Regions from separate parts of the Homo sapiens genome. Here region 2 is linked to region 1. Evidence: chromatin contacts called from ENCODE Hi-C or POLR2A ChIA-PET data. All regions are on one chromosome and are shown on one strand. Each heading gives the region's core, a stretch centred on a gene start or an enhancer-like site at or near the end of the contact. The rest is flanking DNA. Distances are from core to core; before and after follow the strand shown.

Region 1 (6,160 bases), core at 3,500-5,999:
TTTCAACATGTGAATCCCAGGAACCAGGCACAATGCCATGAGATGCCTCAAAATACCCTAAGATGCAGGATGCAGGCTGTATTTAATTGCTTGCCCTATTCAGGACTGCAATTACTCTGCCTACATTGTACAGGTTTCTTTTAAATAGCTCTCATATTCCTTGTCATCACAAGACATCTAATTGGTAACAGCAAAATAATTCACTGAAATCAGGAAACAAACTTCTTCCCTTTAAAATTCAAATTTTCAAGCCAAAGTACACTTGGATTTTATACTTAGGCTTAGCATACAGTATAGAAATAATATAAACCAGAAAGGGTACTAAATTACTTGCCATTTGTCTTCCTAGTAAAAGGAATGACAATCCACAGTTGTATTATAACAAGAAGTTTTCTTTCTTTTGTTGGTTAGGAAGCTTTTCAGTTTTTTGTTTGTTTGTTTGTTTTGTTTTTTGTTTTCCCTTTTCTCTTAGTGAATCCTGCAAATTAAATCCGGCTGAGACAACAGATCCATTTTTTGAGTGTCTATATGAGCTTTGCTTCTTTACTTAGGAGATTGGGAGCAGCTAATCACTTCCCTTCTACCGTTTTCAGTTCAATGGCTTTAATGTAGAGTTTAGCCTTAGGCCATTAAATGGGACTAAGGCAGGGGTGTCCAATCTTTTGACTTCCCTGGGCCACACTGGAAGAAGAATTAATTGTCTTGAGCCATATATAAAATATACTAACACTAATGATAGCTGATGAGCTAAAAAAAAAAATTGCAAAAACGTCTCATAATGTTTTAAGAAAATTTATAGATTTGTGTTGGGCTGCATTCAAAGCCATCCTGGGCCATGGGGTGTATAAGTTTGGATTAAGGTTTCATGTCAGGCTGTCTGAGTTCCAAAGTAGTTCCTCCATCCATTCTGTGCAGTACCTTGGGTGACTTGTTTAAATTGAGTTTTCTTATCTATAAAGTAGAGGGGATGATATCACTTTCTTAGAGGGAATATTTTAAAGTTCATATTATCTTGGAACAGTGCCTCCTTATTTGTAGAAAATCTCAGTAAATGTTAGTTGGCTAAATTTTAATGGGTAATAGACAAAGCTCTTCTTTCATGATGCTAAAAATGTCTAAAAATTAAGAGTTTTTTTTTTTTAAGAAGGAAAAGTTAGTTGAAATAAAATAAGCATTTAGTCGTCGTGATATTGTAGTCTCTTCAGATCTCAGGCAGTCTTGGACAGATGAAGGCCTAAGACTTATGCTCTTTTTGCATGTCAGCTCATTCCTAGTTGCTCTCTTGTAGCTAACACTTCATATTTACCCACACTGTGGCATTTCCCAAGGTTTGGAGCAAGTAGAAAACTTGGCTGCTATTTCTTCCTGAAGTTTCTCTCAGAAATAGGCTAGATCTGTGTGAAGAGCCATATACTATCTTCCTCCGTTCTTCCCACCCTTCTTTTCTTCTTCTCTTCCTCCCTCCCTTCCTTCTCTCCTTCTTTTCTTTCTCCCATCTCTCTTTTTTTCCATAAGCATTTATTAAGCACCTGTCAAGTATAAGCCATGGTTACATACTTGCCATGGTTACATACCACAGCAGAAACCATGGGTAGCCCAGAGACCAATCTTCACATTCTTCAGAGCACTCTCCTGGGGAGACATCCCCAGACATAGGCTGAGCTCCAGTGCAGAGCGGCCAAGGCAGCAGCCAATTCACTGAGCAGATCCCACGCTGAGTTTCTTAAAGGCTTTCAGGGTTCTTGTAGTGTTTTTCAGTTTTTATTTAAATTCAGAAAGATTCTACACACATGATTTTTTAAATTCAAGAACTTCTATTTCTAGGATATTTTCAACATATCTCTTCTTTGAAAGCTGACAGTATTCAAATGATGTCAGCAAAAGAAAAAAAGCAATCAAGGCTTTTCCTGTTCTGTTCAACTATACATTTCTGAAATGGTAGTAAATTAGAATATCTTAAATCTGTATATGACTCTTTAGCTTGGGGTAGAATATAATTGAGGATTTGACTTCTACTGATTTTTTTGTGGGATTTTATTTTATTCTTATTCTTAAGAATGGTCCAGGTTGGGTGCGGTGGCTCATGCCTGTAATCCCAGCACTTTGGGAGGCCGAAGTGGGTGGATCACCTGAGGTCAGGAGTTCGAGACCAGCCTGGCCAACATGGTGAAACGCTGTCTCTACTAAAAATACAAAAATTAGCTGGGTGTGGTGGTGCATGCCTGTAGTCCCAGCTACTCAGGGGCTGAGGCAAGAGAATCGCTTGAACCTGGGGGGTAGGGGTTGCAGTGAGCTGAGATCATGTCACTACACTCCATCCTGGGTGATAGAGTGAGACTCCATGTTAAAAGAAAAAAACAAAAGAATGGTCCAATTCTCAAGTATCTTGGAGTGTGCCCCAATCTATTGTTTCCTTCTAAGATCTCTCTTCCTGGGGAAGTTAGAGGATCATCAGACATTTCTGTCCTTTCTAGTCCATAGGCACAGTGGGGCTGTTGGATTATGACCTGCCCTTTCCTGATCCCTTGAGTCCATGGGTCTTACACACTTGGCAACCTGCCCAGGAATGCCCTATACGTCTGAGTCTGGGTTGACCTTGGACAGTCTTCTAGATCTCCTAAATTGTTATTTGCAGTTTGAATCAGACCAGTTCAAAGGCCACTTGAGGATGGTGGGCTAGCTATAGAATAGCTGAAAGTCCTCAGCCACACTCTGGGAGGCCCTCCTCCCTGGGGTTTCCTTTGACGGAAGGGATGAAAATAGGCTAGGAAAATTACTCCTAGGAAATGAGCTTTGTAAGTACCTGAGATTTTTTTTCCGCCTCATTTAATCTTCCTAATAATCCTTAGAAGGAGTGATGTTCTATTGATAAGCAATCGGGTTTAGAAGGGCATAAGTAACTTGCCTCTGATGGGAGTATGTAGTGCCTGCTTGTGTTGGTGATGCTCCTTGCACCTCACCCCACCCAGGGACCCACTCCCTGCCCTCCCTATCCAATCTCTGTCCTGGACTAGGTTCCAGGCTCCCTTGCCTTCTGGCTACCAGATGGGTTTGGCCAATGGGAGACACAGGAGAGTGGAGGGAGGATGGATGGAGAGAAAGAGAGGTCTTTGCTCTCTCCTTGATGTGAGGCCGTTCTGGCAGCAGCAGCTTCCTCATCAGTTACAGCTCCTGTTTTGTGGCCCCTCTCCAGGACTCTAGCTCCCTTCCTCACTCCTGTAAATTTAGGGGTGGTGTTATCTTCCCACTATCGCTAATACCTGCATTGATTCCCTAAACTCTGTCCACACCCCTGTAAATTGTTCCTTCACTTGAAGGCTTCAGTTAAAGTCTTTGCACATACCGTCTGTTTCATCCTGGGAAGAACCTTAACTGATACAGTCATACCAAATTATACTGCCTGCCTCCCTTGGAAAATCTCAGGACCTTTCCCATTAGAAGCAGCCACCTTCTGGAAAGTGTCTGCATCCACCTTCTGCACTCAGAAATACTAAAAAAAATCCAGGACATGAGTCATGATTTGGTAGACTGTGAGCTCCTTCAGGGCAGGAACACTGCCCTGAGCATTCTTGGACCCTCTACTTAGCCCAGCCTCAGGCATATAGGAGGTGGTTAATAAATGTTTCCTATGGAGGTTAGCACCCTTGGGCCCTGAGAGTCTCCTGCCCTAGCTTCCTCCCTCCGCTTCTGCACCGCACCACCGGCTGAGCTGCTGGCACCTGTAGGAGCTGGATCATCATGCTGACCGGCCGGTTTTTTCTTATTGTGCTCCACAGAAGGAAGTTCATCCACGTAATTTTTTGCAGTACCCAGAAAGGGTGGGTACAGTGTGTTCCGTGGTGAAAAGCTTGTGAAGGAGGAATGCAGGTTTTAGAGTCTCACTCCACGTTGCTGCTATTCCTATTTGAGAATTGCCCCCCCACCACCGCCACTCCCCTACTCCCACAAAAGCCTTGAAATATTTTATTCATGTGGGATTACAGTCTATGCAACAATGAGACATGAGGAGGTGGCCATGAATAGCCCCCGAGTGTGTTATACACTGAGACCTTTTCCAAAGGGCTGCAGAGGAATTATTTAGTCTAAGCAGCCACGAGTCATGTGATTTCTTCAGAAACATTTACGTCTGGGTAGGCCTGCTTTTTAAATATTCTTGGTGGGAAGCACTTTGAACCATAAAGGCACACTAAAAGACAATTGCTATGGAGACTGCGCCTCCACTGTGCATTTATCTGAGTTCTCCGCCTGGGGCTCTTGAGCGTCCACAGGGTGTCCTGGGCACGCTGCTCTGGGGTGGGGGATCTGGGCGCCACAGTGTTGGGAGGCCACCCGCTTGGGACCCTAGCTCAGGACTGTAAGCAGGAGGCATCCGCCCACGGTAGACGCTCTGCGGGCGTGTGGGAGTGGGACGGCGGGGGGGACATTGAGGGTGTGCGGCGCCCCCTCCCCTGCCTGTGCGGGGACCACGTGAAGGAGAGGCGCGTGGGGGCCCCTGGCGCGCAGCCGCGGTGGGTGACGGCCGGCGTCCCGGGGGCCCCGTGTACGGGGCGTGTGTCGGTGTGAGTCTGGGAGGGTGCAGGGGCCCCGCGCCTCCCCGGTCTCCTCGTGCGTGTGCGTGTGCGTGTGCATGTGTGTCCTCGGCCCAGCGCCCCGCCGAGTGGTGCCCGCGGCCGGGCGAGCGCGCGCGCGCCCGTGCGGGGTGTGTATGTGAGTATGTGACAGTGTGTGTCAGGTGACTCGGGTCACGCAGTCTCTCTCTCTCTCCCTCCTCCGGGAGGAACTGCCGCGCTCCGGCTGACTCCTCCGCCGGCGGGCGGGGCGGGGGAGGGGGCTTCGGGCGCGCTGGGAACCGCGGGACCCGGACCTGGGCGCCGCCCGCCGGGGGACGCGCGGCCCCCGCTTCCGCCGGGCCCCGCTGAGCTCTAGACAAACCTCCGCTTCAGAAATAGGCTGCGGGCGGCCGGCTAGGAGGCTTGGCCCCCACCCCGGGACCCCCGCCGTCCCCGGGCCGGCCGGCCGGTGGGCACGATGAGCCAGGTGCTGGGGAAGCCGCAGCCGCAGGACGAGGACGACGCGGAGGAGGAGGAGGAGGAGGATGAGCTGGTGGGGCTAGCGGACTACGGAGACGGGCCCGACTCCTCCGACGCCGATCCGGACAGCGGCACAGAGGAGGGAGGTGAGCGCCCGGCCCCCGCGTCCTCGGCTCGCGCCCCTTTCCTCCCCTTGGCGCCTTCCCGCCCCCAGCCCGGCCGTGCGCGAGCCACCGACTTGGAGGGGGTCCAGGGGAGCGGGTCCAGTTGAGGGTTTGGGGTGGGGAGGGACGCCAAAAGCCCGACCTCGAGCTGCCAAATGAGGGAGCGCGGTGCTGGTGGCGGAGGGGCAACCAGGATCGGTGGAAAAGGGGAAGGAGGGAGTAAGCGTCTGGGCTGGAGGAGCGCGCGCTTCTGCCCCTTTCAGAGCCGGTGCCTCCCGCGCCCCTCACCCCAAGCTCTCCGCAGCGTCTGGCGGTTGGGGAGGGGAGGGGACCGCGGGCGCGCCCTGGGACCTCTCTCCCAGAACGGTGCTGTTGAAGCCAGGGTCAGATGTCGTGGCTAAAAAAAGGCAGCCGGCGGCGGCGTGACTGGCAGGGTCGTCGGCAGCTGCGGGTGTCAGTCTCGCCCCGCGTCGCCGCGGGAGGGGCCCACCCAGGTAGTGGCTGGGGAGACCCGCGGGGCGGCGGGGGGATGCTCGCCAAGCTGTTGTGGGAGTCTCCGAGAGGCCGCAGATTTCCCGGGATCCACGCAAACACCGTTGTCAGGACACCTTATCTGCTCTCGGTATCACCACCTGGACATGGCAGTGCCTGCCCGGGAGTGAGCGCGCGGCGGGGAATTCTTTGCTTCAATAGTGAAGCAAACTCTTTTTCCTGTTCTAGAAGCGGGTTTTAGCAATCGTTCAGCTTGTGGGGGCTTCCTGCATTTTCTTAAGGTGTAAGGAAGTTGAGAGCCTTTTAGTATTCCAGAGAGGTTAAACTTTTTTTAGTTTCCCTCAGAAGCGAGCAAAAGTTCCTTTACTGTAAGGTCACTTGGAAAGGTCAATAGAAAGCGGCTGTTAAACATGATGTTATTCTCAGTGAAACTGTATGCATCCAAGAGAAGGAACTAACTTTAATGTTTCACAC
Region 2 (5,980 bases), core at 274-2,773, 420 kb before region 1:
AAGCACAACCAGGAAGCAGAGATTGCTGTGAGCAAAGATCAAGTCACTGCACTCCAGCCTGAGTGACAGAATGAGACCTTGTCTCAAAACAGACAAACAAACAAATGCTAACATTAATAAACACATTCCTGTAGGTACAAACTCACCAAGTCCAAAACAAGAGATCATCTTTCCATCCATATCTGCTCACCTCCTCATTTCTCTAATTTCTTGGAGTAGCACTAACATTCCCTAACAGACTACTGATTTACTGATGCTACCTCTGAAATATTTCTCCCATTTATTCCCATTCTTGCCATTTCGATTTGTTTCAGGACCCCACTATAGCTACCTAATTATTTCCCCACTCCAAATACATGCTACGCACAACTACTGGGTTAGTTCTACCGCAATCCTGCTCAAAAACTTTCCGTTACTTCCCAATTTCTATAAAGTACAAATTCCTTATCCTGACTGGGTGCAGTGGCTCATGCCTATAATCCCAGCACTTTGGGAGGCCAAGGCAGGTGGATTACGAGGTCAAGAGATCGAGACCATCGTGGCCAACATGGTGAAACCCTACCTCTATTAAAAATACAAAAAAATTAGCTGGGCATGGTGGTGCATGTCTGTAGTCCCAACTGCTGGAGGCTGAGGCAGGAGAATTGCTTGAACCCAGGAAGGGGAGGTTGCAGTGAGCCGAGGTTGTGCCACACAGCTAGACTCCATTAAAAAAAAAAAAAAACTTCCTTATCCTGACATAGACTGACACCTACCATTCTAGCTCCATTATTCACTATCTCAAGGTTTCCAAAATCCCAAGGTTCAATTAAATTAGGCTCACATTGGCGAACACTTCTTGACACGATCTCCCCACATCTGTTCCCCACCACATCTGTCTATAAGTTCACAATCAAGTATGGGTGTGAACACCTACAGAATAGAACATGGGAAGGCAAGATCAGAATGTGAGAATAAAGTTTAGGAAGTCACAGGCCCCGAGGCTGCAGTGAGCCAAGATCGTGCCACTGCACTCCAGCCTAGGTGACAGTGAGACTCTCTCAAAAAAAAAAAAATAAAGGTCAGGGGATGTATTATGTGATTAAGATACTTGGATTCCATCCAGAAGGGAATGGGGGAACCAGTGAAGGTTTTTAAAGTAGGGCAATATAATGATCAAATCTGCATCTTAGATGTTTAACTCTGGCAAGAGTCTGGAAAATATGAGTGGGAAGGGAGATAGAAAAGGCTACCAAAACAAAGCAGAAGACAACGAGGTGTCACTGTAAGTTCTTAGTAGTGGAAATAAAAATAAGAAACAGATCTTGGCTGGGCACGGTGGTTCATGCCTGTAATCCCAACATTCTGGGAGGCTGAGGCAGGAGGACTTCTTATGCCCAGGAGTTCAAGACCAGCCTGGGCAACACAGTGAGACTCCATATCTACAAAAAAAAGAAAAGTTAGCTGGGTGTGGTGGCACATGCTTCCGGAGGCTGCAGTGAGCTGTGATTGCACTGCTGCACTCCAGCCTGGGTCAAAGAGCGAGACTGTCTCAAAACCAAACCAAAAAACCCACAAAACACTAAAAACAGATCTGAGAGGTAGTCAACAAGATTTAATGGAAAGTGTATTCAAATGGACAGTCTTCCCCCATTTCAAATTGTTCTTCAAACCTCAGCATGAGTTGTCTTTTAAAAATGCAAACATGATCGTGTTCCCAACTCTGCTTAAACACTTCAGTGCTTAGGCTGGATGTGGTGGCTCACGCCTGTAATCCTAGCACTTTGGGAGGCTGAGGCAGGCGATCACCTGAGGTGGGTGATCATCTGAGGTCAGGAGATCACCTGAGGTCAGGAGTTCGAGACCAGCCTACGTCATCTCTACTAAAAATACGAAAATTAGCCAGCCGTGGTGGCGCATGCCTATAATTCCAGCTACCTGGAAGGCTGAGGCAGGAGAATTTCTGGAAGCTGGGAGGCGGAGGCTGCAGTTAGCCGAGATCACGCCACTGCACTCCAGTCTGGGGGACAGGAGACTTCGTCTCAAAAGAAAAAAAACAAAAAACAAAAAAAACCCCACCAAAAAGCCCTTCAGTGCTTCCTGCTGATTTCAGGATAAAAAACAAATTTTGAGGCCAGGCGCAGTGGCTCACGCCTGTAATCCCAGCACTTTGGAAAGCCGAGGTGGGCAGATCAACTTTGTTCAGGAGTTCGAGACCAGCCTGGCCAACACGGTGAAACGCCATCTCTACTAAAAATACAAAAATTGGCCAGACATGGTGGCACACACCTGTAATCCCAGCTACTTGGGAGGGTGAGGCAGGAGAATCACTTGAACCTGAAAGGAGGAGGTTGCAGTGAGCCGAGATCATGCCACTGAACTCCAGCCTGGGCAACAAAGAGAGACTCCATCTCAAAAAAAAAAGGAAATATGCACTTTTTTTTTTGAGACAGAGTCTCACTCTGTCACCCAGGCTGGAGGGCAGCGGCACAATCTCTGCTCACTGCAACCTCTGCCCTCCGAGTTCAAGCGATTCTCCTGCCTCAGCCTCCTCAGTAGCTGGGATTACAGGGGCCTGCTGCCGCGCCCAGCTAATTTTTTGTATTTTTAGTAGAGACAGGGTTTCACCATCTTGGCCAGGCTGGTCTTGAACTCCTGACCTTATGATCCACCCGCCTCGGCCTCCCAAAGTGCTGGGATCACAGGCGTGCACTACCGCACCCAGCCCTATATATACACTTTTAATGTGTAACTTTTGTATGCTGAATGGTACTTTTTTTTTTTTTTTGCTTTTGAGGGAATTAATAAGATATAATTAATTGTGTCTTAACTTTTGAAAGAAATTTTTAGATGGAGGCAACTGGGATGTTTGTGATAATAGATAAGAAAGACACCACTGACCTGTAGTTAAATTGGTTTGAATTGCAGATATTCATTATTGAATTTATTCCTGTTTTCTCATACTTTAGAAAAGACACCTGAACAATAAATGAATCCTGGATAGTGTACTGTCCTTCAAACAATGAAGTGATATTAATACTTGCCTGCAGGAGATGCATACTACAGGAGAGAACCCTTAGACTATGTCAGGCCACACTATGAACCTCCCCCCACCTGCCTTTTTTCTCCTTTATGTTTCTGTTACCGTACTAACATTGTGGATTAACGACACTGAAATTCTGCATAATGTGAACAGGATAAACTATTTATAAATCGAAAAAAAAAAAAACAACACAGGGCTTCTGCAGGGAATATTCTTTCCTCAATATTCTACTTTCACTTAGCTCTTCTTTGATATTTTGCTTAAGCCATTTTGAGTCTCCCCTGTCCACCCTCTCTTCCCACTAAGTCAGGCCCTCTGTTATATACTCTTACCCCATTGTGTCCTTTCCCTACATGACCTCTTCTTGAAGTTCATGATTCCATTTTTGTGGGATTCCTGGAGAAATGTCCATCTCACCCAATGGACCACCCAATGGTTCTCCATAAAGATTAGGACCATCCCTGTTCTGTTCCCCAGCTCTCACTGTATCCCCAGCTCTCAGCAGGCCTAGCAGAATGGCAAGTAATAAAAGAATATCTGTTGAATTAAAGAAATACCCAATTTGTTAAAGATGATTCTCATGTTTCTAGCTTTGGAGGACAGTCATGCTTTAACTGCAATGGACAACCAGTGAAGTCATGTTGAGTTATCTGTAGGACATCCAGATAAAGATGTCTAACAGCAGCTGGGGGTGGTGGCTCATGTCTGTAATCCCAGCACTTTGGGAGGCCAAAGCAGGTGGATCACGAGGTCAGGAGTTCAAGACCAGCCTGACCAACATGGTGAAACCCCGTCTCTACTAAAAATACAAAAAAATTAGCTGGGCGTGGTGGTGCGCACCTGTAATCCCACACTCGGGAGGCTGAGGCAGGAGAATCGCTTGAACCTGGGAAGCGGAGGTTGCAGCGAGCCGAGATCGCGCCATTGCACTCCAGCCTGGGCGACAGGGCAAGACTCCATCTCAAAAAGAAAAGAAAAAAAAAAAAGGCCGGGCGTGGTGGCTCATGCCTGTAATCCCAGCACTTTGGGAGGCCGAGGCTGGTGGATCACCTGAGTTCAGGAGTTTGAGACAAGCCTGGCCAACATGGTGAAACCCCATCTCTACTAAAAATACAAAAATTGGCTGGGCGTGGTGGCATGTGCCTATAATCCCAGCTACTCCGGAGGCTGAGACCAGAAGAATCGCTTGAACCTGGGAGGCAGAGGTTGCAGTGAGCTGAGATCGTGCCACTGCATTCCAGCCTGGGAAACAGAGCAAGACTCCGTCTAGGGGAGAAAAAAACAAAAAACAAAAAGATGTCCAACAGCTGGAAATGTCATACAGAAAAGGCATGGTAGGTATTATGATTTGGGACTCATCAGCACCTTAGTGATACGTGAGATTACACTCTTGAAATCATATAGGCCAGTGATTCTCCTGGAAGGAGAGGAAGGAGAGGAGGAAGAAAAATGTATCAGAATCTCTTGGAAAATGGGTCTTTTTCACTTTTCCTCACCTTCTCCCATTTGAGGATCTCGATATATGAGAGTTGCTACCGACAGAAGTGATGCACCTGTGAAAGTGTAGAGGCAAAATTTTCCAAGTTGAGAACTATCATGCTGAAAAAGAGTTTGTATTGGGAGGCCGAGGCAGGCGGATCACCTGAAGTCAGGAGTTCAAAACCAGCCTGGCCAACATGGTGAAACCTCATCTATACTAAAAATACAAAAATTAGCCTGACATGGTGGCACACACTTGTAATCCCAGCTACTGGGGAGGCCGAGGCAGGAGAATCGCTTGAACCTGGGAGGTGGAGGCTGCAGTGATCTGAGATCGTGCCACTGCAACTCCAGCCTGGGTGACAGAGTAAGACTCTGTCTAAAAAAAAAATGTTTGGCCGGGCGTGGTGGCTCAAGCCTGTAATCTCAGTACTCTGGGAGGCTGAGGCGGGCGGATCACAAGGTCAGGAGATCTAGACCATCCTAGCTAACAGGGTGAAACCCGTCTCTACTAAAAATACAAAAAATTAGCCAGGCGTGGTGGCAGGCGCCTGTAGTCCCAGCTACTCGGGAGGCTGTGGCAAGAGGATGACATGAACCCGGGAGGCGGAGCTTGCAGTGAGCCGAGATCGTGCCACTGCACTCCAGCCTGGGTGACAGAGCGAGACTCCGTCTCAAAAAAAAAAAAAAAAAGTTTGTAAGCAGATTTACTCATGCATAATCTTTTCTGGGACAATTCCAATGGATTCAGATGTGAAAGCAAAGTAGACAGGAGAAGGATCACATAGCCTTTCGTTATAGGCAGTCTGAAGGAAGTTTTCTTTTTAAAATTGAGAGAATGTGGCTGGGCGGGGTGGCTCACACTTGTAATCCCAGTACTTTGGGAGGCTGAGGGCAGTCTGATCACTTGAGCCTAGGAGTTCGAGACCAGCCTGGGAAACATGGCAAAACCCAGTCTCTACAAAATACAAAAATTAGCCAGGCATGCTGGTGCACACCTGTAGTTCCAGCTACTTGGAAGGCTGAGGTGGGAGGATTGCTTGAGCACAGGAGGTCAAACCTGTAGTAAGCCGAGATCTTGCCATTGCACTCCAGCCTGGGCTATAGTCTCAAAAAAAAAGGAAAAAAGAAAAAGAAAAATCATTACGAAACTGAGAATGTGTCCTTAATGTAGACGCTAAAAGACAAAAAATAAAATTTAGAGAAAAACACAAGCATTTGTAGAGAAAAACAGGAAAAAGCCAGAGAAGACAGTGTATTTTTACACTCATGGGAAAGGCTAATACAGCAAGACCCCAGAAGAAGAGGTAAGGGGCAAATACTAACAAAAGCTATCATATACGGCACATTTACTATGTTCCAGGCACTAACCTAAATGATCTAAATACATTATTCACTTAGTTTAAATCCTCCCCAGAGTTCTATGAGGTCCATATTATTCTTTTCCCCATTTTACAGATGAGGAAAACACAGACGATC

Evidence for each region. A loop is a pair of places that touch in the nucleus more often than their neighbours do. ChIA-PET counts read pairs that join two places held with the same protein, here RNA polymerase II (POLR2A). Pooled maps may share reads with other maps.
Region 2: a loop to region 1 is called in a pooled map, with 3 times the contacts of the local background. The contact joins the enhancer-like site here to the promoter of RRAGD in region 1. A Hi-C loop is called at or near these places in 1 of 168 maps with a recorded cell type or tissue (naive thymus-derived CD4-positive, alpha-beta T cell), 2 of 37 single-sample maps with no recorded cell type and 12 of 50 pooled maps. POLR2A ChIA-PET finds 5 or more read pairs at or near these places in 2 of 52 experiments (B cell and activated naive CD4-positive, alpha-beta T cell).

What each region holds. Positions count from the first base shown.
Region 1 is chr6:89,410,862-89,417,021 of GRCh38, reverse strand. RRAGD (Ras related GTP binding D) reads left to right here and starts at 4,749. Exons shown (of 7, transcript NM_021244.5): 1 at 4,749-5,176. The coding sequence starts at 5,029. RefSeq lists silencers at 4,333-5,522, 5,553-5,662, 5,693-5,792.
Region 2 is chr6:89,830,859-89,836,838 of GRCh38, reverse strand. The region is part of intron 1 of CASP8AP2 (caspase 8 associated protein 2); the gene reads right to left. Among named protein-coding and RNA genes, the nearest start is that of CASP8AP2, 4.0 kb to the right of the region's middle. Within about 2 kb of position 1,523, at least 6 of the 41 ENCODE cell types and tissues checked have a DNase peak (open chromatin) inside an H3K27ac peak, as active enhancers do; they include B cell, where a contact is called at or near this core.